Linked DNA regions of Homo sapiens: region 2 is linked to region 1. Evidence: chromatin loops called from intact Hi-C (ENCODE). Cell type or tissue: heart right ventricle. All regions are shown on one strand. Links, peaks and the distances in the headings refer to the core of each region. The heading gives the core; the rest is flanking DNA. Region 1 overlaps EIF2B3 (eukaryotic translation initiation factor 2B subunit gamma). Region 2 overlaps EIF2B3 (eukaryotic translation initiation factor 2B subunit gamma).

Region 1 (5,381 bases), core at 247-5,246:
ACAGTGACAAAATTATGACAGTGAAAGAAATCTGACCTAATCAACTCCATCTTGCTGTTAACCTCCAAATTGCTCTTGCTCATTCCTGGACATAGGCTGAGCTAACTTTGGGAGAAAACTTTTTTTTTTTTTTTTCTGAGACAGGGTCTCACTCTGTCTGTTGCCCAGGCTGGAGTACAGTGGTGCGATCTCAGCTCACTGCAACCTTTGCCTCCCAGGTTCAAGTGATTCTCCCACCTCAGCCTCCTGAGTGGCTGGAAAGCTGGGATTACAGGTGTGAGAGCCACATGCCTGGCTAATTTTTTTTTTTTTTTTGAGACAGTCTTGCTCTATCGCCCAGGCTGGAGTGCAGTGGCATGATCTCAGCTCACTGCAACCTCTGCCTCCTGGGTTCAAGTGATTCTTGTGCTCCAGCCTCCCAAGTAGCTGGGACTACAGGCACATGCCACAATGCCTGGCTGTTTTTGTATTTTTTGGTAGGGATGGGGTTTTGCCATGTTGGCCAAGCTGGTCTCAAACTCCTGGCCTCAAGTGATCCGCCTGCTGCAGCCTCTTAAAGTGCTGGGATTACAGGCATGAGCCACTGTGCCTGACTTTTTTTTCTTTTTCTTTTTTTTTTTTTTTTTTTGAGATGGAGTCTCGCTCTGTGGCCCAGGCTGGAGTGTAGCGGTGCGATCTTGGCTTATCGCAACCTCCACCTCCCAGTTCAAGTGATTCTCCTGCCTCAGCCACCCAAGTAGCTGGGATTACAGGCGCCGGCCACCATGCCTGGCTAATTTTTGTATTTTGAGTAGAGATGGTGTCTCGTCATGTTGACCATCCTGAGGTCAGGAGTCTTGAACTCCTGACCTCAGGTGATCCGCTTGCTCCGGCCTCTCAACATGCTAGGATTACAGGTGTGAGCCACCATGCCTAGCCAGAAATTTATTACAGTTTATAGTTTAAATGATAATAGCCCTTCTCAAAATGAAACTGCCTTTATAAAACTAATAAAAGCGTACAAATTTAGGATTACAAGAGGGGCCTGAATTCTCATGATTACCAATCATTTTTCCAAAGGTCACAAGATTTGCAACTTCCCCAGTTACTCCTGTAAGTAACATCACTATTGTTGAACCTAAGATTGGCTTTTTAAGATGTCTTTTCTGACTTTTGCATTTCTGATGACTGGATGACTCCACTGGGACCAGTGACCCCTCTGTGGCCCCCATCCAAAACTGGGCTCAGCAGAGGACTGGTTTCCACACCCCTATGATTGCATCCCCAACCAATCAGCAGCACTCATTCCCTAGACCCCTGCCCACCAAACCATCCTTGAAAAACCCTAGCCTCAGAATTCTGGGGGAGGCTGATTTGAGTAATAATAAAATTCTGGTTTCCCGTTTAGCTGCCTCTATGTGTATTAAACTCTTTATTGCAATTCTCCCATCTTGATAAATCGTCTCTATCTCGGCAGCAGGTAAGATGAACCCACTGAGGAGTTACAGTAGCAGTCTAGAAAGTCTGGACTGAGAAGCCAGTGGTAATTTTTCCTTGTTAGACGGGGTCTTGCTCTGCTGCCCAGGCTGGAGTGCAGTGGTGCAATCACAACTCACTGCAGTCTTGACTACCTGGGCTCAAGTGATCCTCCTGCCTTGGCCTCCCAAGTAGCTGGGACCACAGGCATGTGCCACCATGCCCAGCTAATTTTTTTATTATTTGTAGAGGCAAAGTCTCACTATGTTGCCCAGGCTGGTCTTGAACTCCTGGACTCAAGCAGTCCTCCCACCTCAGCCTCCCAAAGTGCCGGGATTACAGGTGTGAGCCACCGCACCTGGCTGCCAGTGGTAGTTTTTAAGCAAGAAAGTGACATGAACAGTTTTATCTCTTATTAAGGTAATTCTGGTAGCAATGTGGAAGAAAGCCTGGAATAAGGAAACTGAAGAAAGGGAGACCAGTTACAATATTCTGAGAGATGAGATAATGAGGCCTGAGAGAGGGGTGAAAGTATGGGCAGCTCTATAAACCTGACTTGCTGCATACTTCCCACCACCTCTCCCAGCCCCCATTCAAAGCTCTGCATGCTGACACAAAACCAAACAGATGGAGTGTAGGTAGAAAGGAAGGCAAGACAGAGGCAGAGGCTGAGGAGGGTAAGGAAAACTATGAACCCTGGAGCTACACAGTTCATAGTTTCTGCAATTTTTAAAGAATCAATTTTGAAAAATTCTGTGTTAAGCTGTGAGCTCTTGTATTGAATTTCAATGTGATTTTTCTCCTGATCCTTTGATGAAGATTTAAAAATTTCCATGTGAATACAAAGAATGAAGCAACACTTACTCTTAGCTCTTTTTCTCCCCTTTTAATGCTTCAAACCAGTGTAGGCAGCAAATGTTCCTCCTCCATTGGAAAACAAGTCAGTTCCCTTTGAAGAAGTGACAAAGCACGGACAGCTAGGGGATTTCAGGGCCATGATATTTACATTACAGACCAAAAAGAACTGTCACTGCAAGAGGCAAGCAGACGAGCCTTGGCACATGGCCCCATCAGGCAGAACCTTCGAGAGGATCCATGATTTGAAGAGAGGCTATGAAACAGCCCTGCCAGGTCCCACCCACCTCTGCTGGAGCTCAACATTAGGTCAATCCCCATGATGCAGTTGACTTAGAAACATAATGAAGGAAACAATTACTCTTCCTGCTTCCTAGTTAAAGTGCAGGCAGCTCAGAGCTGTGCCAAGAAATGTTACAAAGCTACAGTGAACCATTGTGAACATCCTGGGCCTAGGCCACTTGCTGGATACAGTGCCCTGGTCAACCTTACTTTCTCCTTTCCCTCTTATACACAGCCTTCCTAGAAACACCTGTCTTATCTCATGAAATCATAAGCTCTTCTCAAGCAATCACAAAGGAGAACAATAGACTTGACTACTAGCAAACAATCCCACCAAATAAAAAGACAAAATAATTGCTATGAATAGGGCAAAGAATATTCTTAATAAACAGATATGTGTTAAAAAAACATATAAAATATTTTCAAAGAAGTAAAAAACTAAAATAAGATGCAATTTCTCCTCCAACTAAATTAACTGATTCAAAACAATTTTCATTACTGATAAGAGTGCTTTGAGAACCGTTACTGTCACATAATGGGAGTCGGAGTATAAACTGATAAAATCTCTGAAAAATAATTGGCAACATTATAGCAAAAGACTTGAAGATATTCATATAATTTCACCCTGTAATTCCATTTCTATAAGTCTATCCTAAGGAAAATATATTACTCAGTAAATATTTGCTGAATAGATGAAATCATCAGATTATAAACAAGAATCTTTCAAAAAAAGGTATTCCCGTTATTTATAAAAATGGAGAACAATAAAATATTCAACAATGATAGATCAAAATACCTCTATAACAGAATGTCATATAGGCAAAACTGTGACTGTAAAGAATTTTTTTTTTTTTTAGACGCAGTCTCGCTTGGAGTGCAATGGCACGATCCTGGCTCACTGCAACCTCCGCCTCCCAGGTTCAAGTGATTCTCCTGCCTCAGCCTTTTGAGTAGCTAGGATTACAGGTGCCTGACACCACGCTTGGCTAATTTTTTTTTTTTTTTTTGTATTTTTAGTAGAGATGGGGTTTCACCATGTTGGTCAGGCTGGTCTTGAACTCCTGACCTCGTGATCCGCCCACCTCAGCCTCCCAAAGTGCTGGGATTACAGGCGTAAGCTACCGTGCCTGGCCAAGAATTCTTTAATGATAGAATAAAATGCTTATAACACTCAATGAAAAAAGCAAATTTTTGTTTTTTTAGATAGAGTCTCGCTGGAATGCAGTGGCACGGTCTCGGTTCACTGCAACCTCCGCCTCCTGGGTTCAAGCGATTCTCCTGCCTCAAGCTCCCGAGTAGCTGGGATTACAGGCACCTGCCACCATGTTGGGCTAATTTTTTGTATTTTTAGTAGAGACGGGGTTTCAACATGTTGGCCAGGCTGGTCTCGAACTCCTGACCTCATGATCTGACCTGCCTCAGCCTCCCAAAGTGCTGGGATTACAGGCGTTAGCCACTGTGCCCGACCCCGATTATTTTTAAAGTGTGATTTCAAGCATGTATTCTTACTATATATATGAAAATAAAACAATGGAAACAAATACACTAAAATGTTCACAATAGTTATCTCACAGTAGTGGAATTATGAATGTTAAAGCAAACTAAATATGGCCTGAGAAGGACTTCATACTTCTATATTTGAGTCCTTGTGGACAAACTGCATCCTAACTTAATAGGTAGATGAGACTGAAAACCTAACTTAGGAGTATGTGCCTGTACTAATAGCTGAGAATTGGCCAATCCCAGCAGCCATAATTCAACTACTCATACACTGCTGAGTGTTCAAACCGTGTTCAAATAAGGCAAATGCCGAGCTGTAACCAATCCAGTTGTTTTTGTACCTCACTTCTGATTTCTGTACGTCACTTCCTTTTTTTGTCTAAAAATTGTCAAATGCCTCTGACCATGAGGCATCCTTGGAGTCTTTCTGAATTTGCTGTGATTCTGGGGGCTTCCTAATTCATGAATCATTAATTGTTCAATTAAACTCCTTTAAACTTAATTCAGCTTTTCTTTCTACAGATGGTGTCAGAAGTGGGATCTGAAGTAGAGCTTTAACAACCCCAGGAGCGCTGAGTGAACAAGCAAGGTACCTGCAAGGACCCACTTATGTCCATTGATCTCTCAGAGTGACTGGGGATTGTGGGTAAGCTCTCTCTCAGATTTCAGAGCTCCAAGGATTTGTGTTTTGAGCTGTCCAAGTTTCTTTGAGCAAATTTCTGATCCAAACTAGGTTTGGAAGTCACAAGAGAAACTTGAGTGGGTCCAGGATTGGACTTGATCCAGTAATTAGCTGGCTTGGATCCAGCTAATTACTTGGCTTCTTACATCTGACTGGGTCAGAAAGAAACTGGTTGTAAATGGTAATACTGTAGGGGTTGTAAAATTTGGCTCTTGAAAATTCACAGGGATGTTTGTGTTCTACCCCTTTGTTTCATTTTTCTTGTGTGCTTAGGTAGGAAAAATCATTGGCTAAATTCATCAAGGGAACCTGAGAGCAAAGCAAATATTTTAGGTAAAAATGGGATCCTTCATTTTTGGAAAACTGAATTCCTTCCAGCTTATACATTAGCTGGTAAGCAGTGAAGTCTTACAGAAATGGCGAAATCTTACTAAAGATAACTTACAGTAGAACGTTCCGAATGAACAATGCACTGAAGTGCATTGAGACTCATCTAGGGATGCTTACTGATATGCAGACGCTTCTAAAAAGATTTCAATATTTTTATTTAAAGACTTTATGAAGGCCGGGCGCGATGGCTCACATCTGTAATCCCAGCACTTTGGGA
Region 2 (5,381 bases), core at 332-5,331, 63 kb after region 1:
TGAAGGCCTTTTAAAGTTAAGCTCAAATTCGGATTGTTTCCTACTCTTCTGCTTAAGGCTCTCTAAATTCTTTTTAGATTTTAACTCTGAGACTAAAAAAAAAAAAAGTTCCCACTGGGCGCGGTGGCTCACACCTGTAATCCCAGCACTTTGGGAGGCCGAGGCGGGTGGATCACAACGTCAGGAGATCGAGACCATCCTGGCTACCATGGTGAAACCTCGTCTCTACTAAAAGTACAAAAAATCAGCAGGGCGTGGTGGCAGGCGCCTGTAGTCCCAGCTACTCGGGAGGCTGAGGCAGGAGAATGGCATGAACCCAGGGGGCGGAGCTTGCCGTGAGCCGAGATCGCGCCACTGCACTCCAGCCTGGGTAACAGCGCAAGACTCCGTCTCAAAAAAAAAAAAAAAGTTCCCATAAACATCTCTTTAGGAAAAAAAAAAACCCTACACCTGCAACTCACCATGCAGGAAGCAGCAAACGTGAACAAATCAGACCACATACATACAAACTAAAGAAACAGCCTGCAGAATCCTACTTAGAACAATGCTTAGAAAGACAAGGAGACAAATCATTACTAAAGACATTCACAGAGTTGTCATTACAACAGTACAGAAGTTGCCCCATTTCATCAGAATGAAAATGACAATTTGCTGAGGAAAAAAATCCCCTTTCTATTTTTCTAAGTTTCTCTAATAAGATGGCTGTTTTTTTGCAAGTTTACTGATCTACAATAAATTGAACTATTAAGTATACTCCAAAATCAAGAAAATGACTCCAATGCAGATGCCTCAGAAGTGGTAACAATGTTGTCTTGGCAAATAAATGCTGTTATCATTCGATATCTGCAAAAGTGTTTAAATCTGTCAGTACAGTGAATGCCAAACAAGTCCTGCATAATTGTGAACAGGCTGTAGGCTCATTTCTCTCTTTGCGTTTTGATGACTTTTTGCTAAACTGAATGCAAAATCCCCAAGGATCACAAGGAACAGACCCCTCCACTCAATGTCTGGTTGCCATCTGTTCTTAGTGTGAAAAGAAAGGCGTGGGTCTGAAAGAACAGGGCCTAGCATACAGACGGAGGTGCTGTTCCATCAGCCCCTCTCCTGCCTCTGTTCCCAGAGAATGCACCATGTAAGAGTCACTGAGACCAAACACATCTCATCCTCTGTGCAACTCCATCACTTCCAAAGGAAAGTGTTTGTTGTCTGATCAATTTCCAAAGCTGGAAATCTCAGAAGAAGAAAGAAAGGAAAGCTAAATCACACTTATACCTTCATAATACCTTTTTTTTTTTGAGACAGGGTCTCAGTCTGTTGCCCAGGCTGGAGTGCAGAGGTGTGATCATAGCTCACTGTAACCTCAAATTCTTGGACTCAAGCATCCTACCACCTCGGCTTCCTAAGTAGCTGGGACTACAGGCACCACATGCCACTATGTCCACTAATTTTAATTTCTTCTTCTTCTTCTTTTTTTTTTTTTTTTGTAGAGACGGGATCTCACTATGTTGCCAGGGCTGGTCTCAAACTCTTAGGCTCAAGTGATCTTCCTGTCTCAGCCTCCCAAAGTGCTGGAATTACAGGCATAAGCCACTGAGCCTGGCCTGATTTTATAAACGCTGTAACAGAAAGAAATGATCATTGTTTTTATTTTTATTCTAAAATGTAAAGCCCATTCTAGGAATGCAAATGGCTTTCTAGTAACTGGAGCCCAGAGAGAGAAAGTAGAAAAACTGATAAGACCCAGAGAAGTATTTTTGATCATGTGTGACCACAAGCCATGAATAAACATGGACTGTTTGGACTGTGAAGCAACTGTGTGTCAGAAATGCAGTTAATTTTAAAGTTCCCTGAACATGCCAACACTCAGCTGCCTTTGTTTCATGGACCCACTTCTTTTCTAATGCCAACAGTATGCCTCTTCTGCAGAGACCAACTGGCCTCTCCAAAGATCTCCCTACTCACTATTCCAACAGTCATTGGTATGCCTCATCCCAAGCCTGCTCCTCTAGAGAAGCCAGGGCAATGTCAAGGGCAGAAAGCACAACTCAGAAGGAAAGCAGATGTGTGCACTCTTGACAATATAGAAACATGCAAGGTTTCAAGGGAAGGCAGCACTTTAGTGTTTAAAGTGTCCAAAACACCCAGGAATTCAAAATCCAAACTGCTGCCAGTTAGTCTTGACTAAAGTAAACAAATTAAGCTCAGAAAACCCAATTACCAAGCCATGGCAAAGCCCAGAAATCTCTCATTACAAGAACATTTTCGATCAAGCCAAAACCACTGAGTAAAATTAGAGGGGAAAAAAGGTTAAATCAGAAAACCGGATGTGTGTGTGTGTGGCTGTAGTGGTGGGGCGGGAGGTGAGGAGAGCTACTGGGAATAGCCTCTTTTCTTTTCCTGGCAGCTGTTCCATGACAGATTGTTATAAATAACACAATCTGGCAACCGATTTCTTATGACAAGGAGAAAGAAAAACACATTTACTCCCTTGGAAAAAAACTGTCAGGGCAAGGTAACTACCATGCTTCTCTACTCACCCAGTGCTTCCACAAATAATGGCTATGATCCAAATCACCAGCCTGCATGCCACCCCTGCCCATATGGAACTCATGAATTCAGCTACTTGGTGTGACTATGAAGGTCACATTTTACATTTTCCTATGTGGTCCAATCCCAGTCAAATCCCCAAGAGTAGTTTGTGTGCTTTTTCTTTTCTTTTCTTTTTTTTTAGACAAGGGGTCTCCCTATATTGCCCAGGCTGGTCTCAAACTCCTGGACTCAAGCAATCCTCCTGCCTCAGCCTCCCAAAATGCTGGGATTACATGCATGAGCCACTGCACCTGGCATAGTTTGTGTGCTTGAATAAACACCAAAGGCTAACTGCAATGGAGACCTCAGTTTTGGTTTAAAATGCTTGGAAAAGATTCCAGTCTATAGTCCTCAAAGTGCAAGGCCAAGGGCCAACTGCCACATTGTTTTCACTGAGGTTGGGGCAGTAGCTCTAGGAAGGGAAATGACCAACTCAGTCAGTAAGTAAGAAATGTGATAATCCTTGGGCTCACAGCTAAATATCCTTACTATATTCCTTAGTTTAATCATGCTGTTGCTACCATCCAGAATCTGATGCCAGAAATCCGCCCATAGTCCAGGATGGAAGTCCTTCCTCTCCTGCCCTGTCCCCTACTCTTCCCCTATTGCACTGCCTTAGTTCAGGTCTCAAAATCTTCTTCCAGTCTCTTGGCTGGTGTCTCTCTTGCTCCAGTTTTCCCTTATTCTAATCCATACTCTAATTTCTACTGCATATGTCTTTTCCCTGCTCAAAGACACCCTAAAACAGTGTTTTCCAAACATCAAAAAAGTTGAACTTATTGCCACTTACCTTAAAATTTTTAAAAAAATATATAGATCACTATAATATGATATGCTCTTTATATAATATATATAAAGATAGACATTTAAAAAGGAATAAATAAAACATTTAAAAACAAGAAATTCTAACATTTTCCTCTGGTACTTAATTCTGTACACCACCTGGCTTTGAGTACAGCCTATTTTGGAGATTGCTGCTCAACAAGATTAAGTTGGAATTCCTTAGCATGATTTTAAGGGTCTTCAAAATATGACTCCACCTACCTAATTCAGTCTTCTCTCCCCCAACTCCCCTCCACATAGCCAATGTTAACTTTTTCTTTTCTTTTCTTTTCTTTTTTTTTGAGAAAGAGTCTCGCTCTATTGCCCAGGCTATTGCCCAGGCTGGAGTAAAATGGCACGATCACGGCTCACTGCAACCTCCGCCCCCCGAGGTTCAAGCAATTCTTGTGCCTCAGCCTCCCAAGTAGCTGGGATTACAGGTACATGCCACCATGCCCAGCTAATTTTTACATTTTTAGTACAGACAGTGTTTCGCCATGTTGGCCAGGCTAGTTCTCAAACTCCTGACCTCAAGTGATCCTCCTGCCTTGGCTTCCTCAGGTGCTGGGATTACAGGCATGAGCCACTGCACCTGGCCGCCAGTGTTAATTTGATAGAGTCGACTGCCAAGAATGTATACCCTAGTCTGTCTTCCTACTCTATTATATATTTATCCATCAAAATTCAGGTCTTGTCACAGTTACTAGAAAGGGCAGAGCCGATATATTATCTCCCCTAGAGATGATGCATTTTCTGATCCATTACAGACCTTAAATCACTAATTGGATTACATATATATTTTTTCCATCTAGACTTTGAGCTCCATAAGGAGCCCTTTTATCTTTGTATATTCAGAGTTCAACCTAGTGCTGGCAAACACGCATGAGTAAATGTTAGTACTTTTCCTGTTATCTCCTTCTCTTTGTTTAATTTGACTCAAATATTAAAACATCTGATTTTAAATGTTTAGAAACAGTATACATTCTGACAGAGGTGAATGCTCCCTTTGTAGAGACTGACTGTTCAGAGTTAGGACAGGGGCCACAGAGACAACTTTGCAGTTCCCTAATGCAAGAAGGTAGGAAATGAACCTGCTACTACCAAAGAAGCAAAAGGCAGAGATGTCTGAAAGGAAAGAAGTCAAAAGCAGCTGTCCTGGAGGGCACGGCTGAAGAATGATGATATGCTTGCTAGATTTACAACTTAAAATGAAGGCTCAACATTTATGGTTCTAATATTCATAATTCATTCACGTCCTCCAAGGAAATTTTCCTCTTCAGATTAAGAACAAATAGAGGAATTATATTCTTCCTTACTGTGTGAAGCTAGGAAAGAAGCACCTATATTAATTTTTAATTATGTTCAAATGAGTTCCCTATAAAAATGCCTGTCACGTCTCTTCTAGGATTTAGATATATGCAATTTAATTTTCATCTCTAAATGCACTGACTTGGAATAGAAAAAAACAAGAGATTTTTTTTGTTCTCCCAAATCAAACTTTCACTCTAAAGGGAAGTTCATAACAATGAGAAAAAATACAACTAATAAATCTTTTTAAAACTTAGGGTTGGCTGAGCACAATGGCTCATGCCTGTAACCCCAGCATTTTGGGAGGCCAAGGTGGGAGAACTGTTTGAGGCCAGGAGTTTGAAACCAGCCTGGGCAACATAGCGAGACCTTATCTCTACAAAAAATTTTAAAAATTAGCCAGGCATGGTGGTGCATGCCTGTAGTCCCAGCTACTTGAGAGGTTGAGGCAGGAGGATCATTTGAGCCCAGGTTTCAGGCTGCAGTAAGCTATGATTGTGCCATTGCACTCCAGCACCCGTGACAGAGTGAGATCGTGTTTCTAAAAAACAAACAAACAAAACAGAAAATTCAAGAAGTAACAATTTTAGCATGTTATTTAGAGACATACAGATAAAAAACAAAGTAGCTAAAAGAAGAGAACCTTTCGGGTTAGGGATATG

Evidence for each region. Hi-C counts contacts between places; a loop is a spot of excess contacts. Peaks named below come from ENCODE experiments on the same cell type or tissue, not always from the same donor. Only the 100,000 strongest peaks of a DNase experiment are listed, where the experiment ranks them.
Region 2: a loop joins it to region 1, with 2.5 times the contacts of the local background. A loop is called at or near these places in 2 of 110 quality-filtered maps.

The regions. Positions count from the first base shown.
Region 1 is chr1:44,882,320-44,887,700 of GRCh38, forward strand. The region is part of intron 6 of EIF2B3 (eukaryotic translation initiation factor 2B subunit gamma); the gene reads right to left. Among named protein-coding and RNA genes, the nearest start is that of PTCH2, 42 kb to the left of the region's middle. In heart right ventricle, for the core only: no CTCF peak of the experiment used is centred there; a DNase peak (open chromatin) is centred at 2,582; H3K27ac peaks cover 932 bases.
Region 2 is chr1:44,945,161-44,950,541 of GRCh38, forward strand. The region is part of intron 3 of EIF2B3 (eukaryotic translation initiation factor 2B subunit gamma); the gene reads right to left. Among named protein-coding and RNA genes, the nearest start is that of EIF2B3, 39 kb to the right of the region's middle. In heart right ventricle, for the core only: no CTCF peak of the experiment used is centred there; a DNase peak (open chromatin) is centred at 2,390; H3K27ac peaks cover 2,705 bases.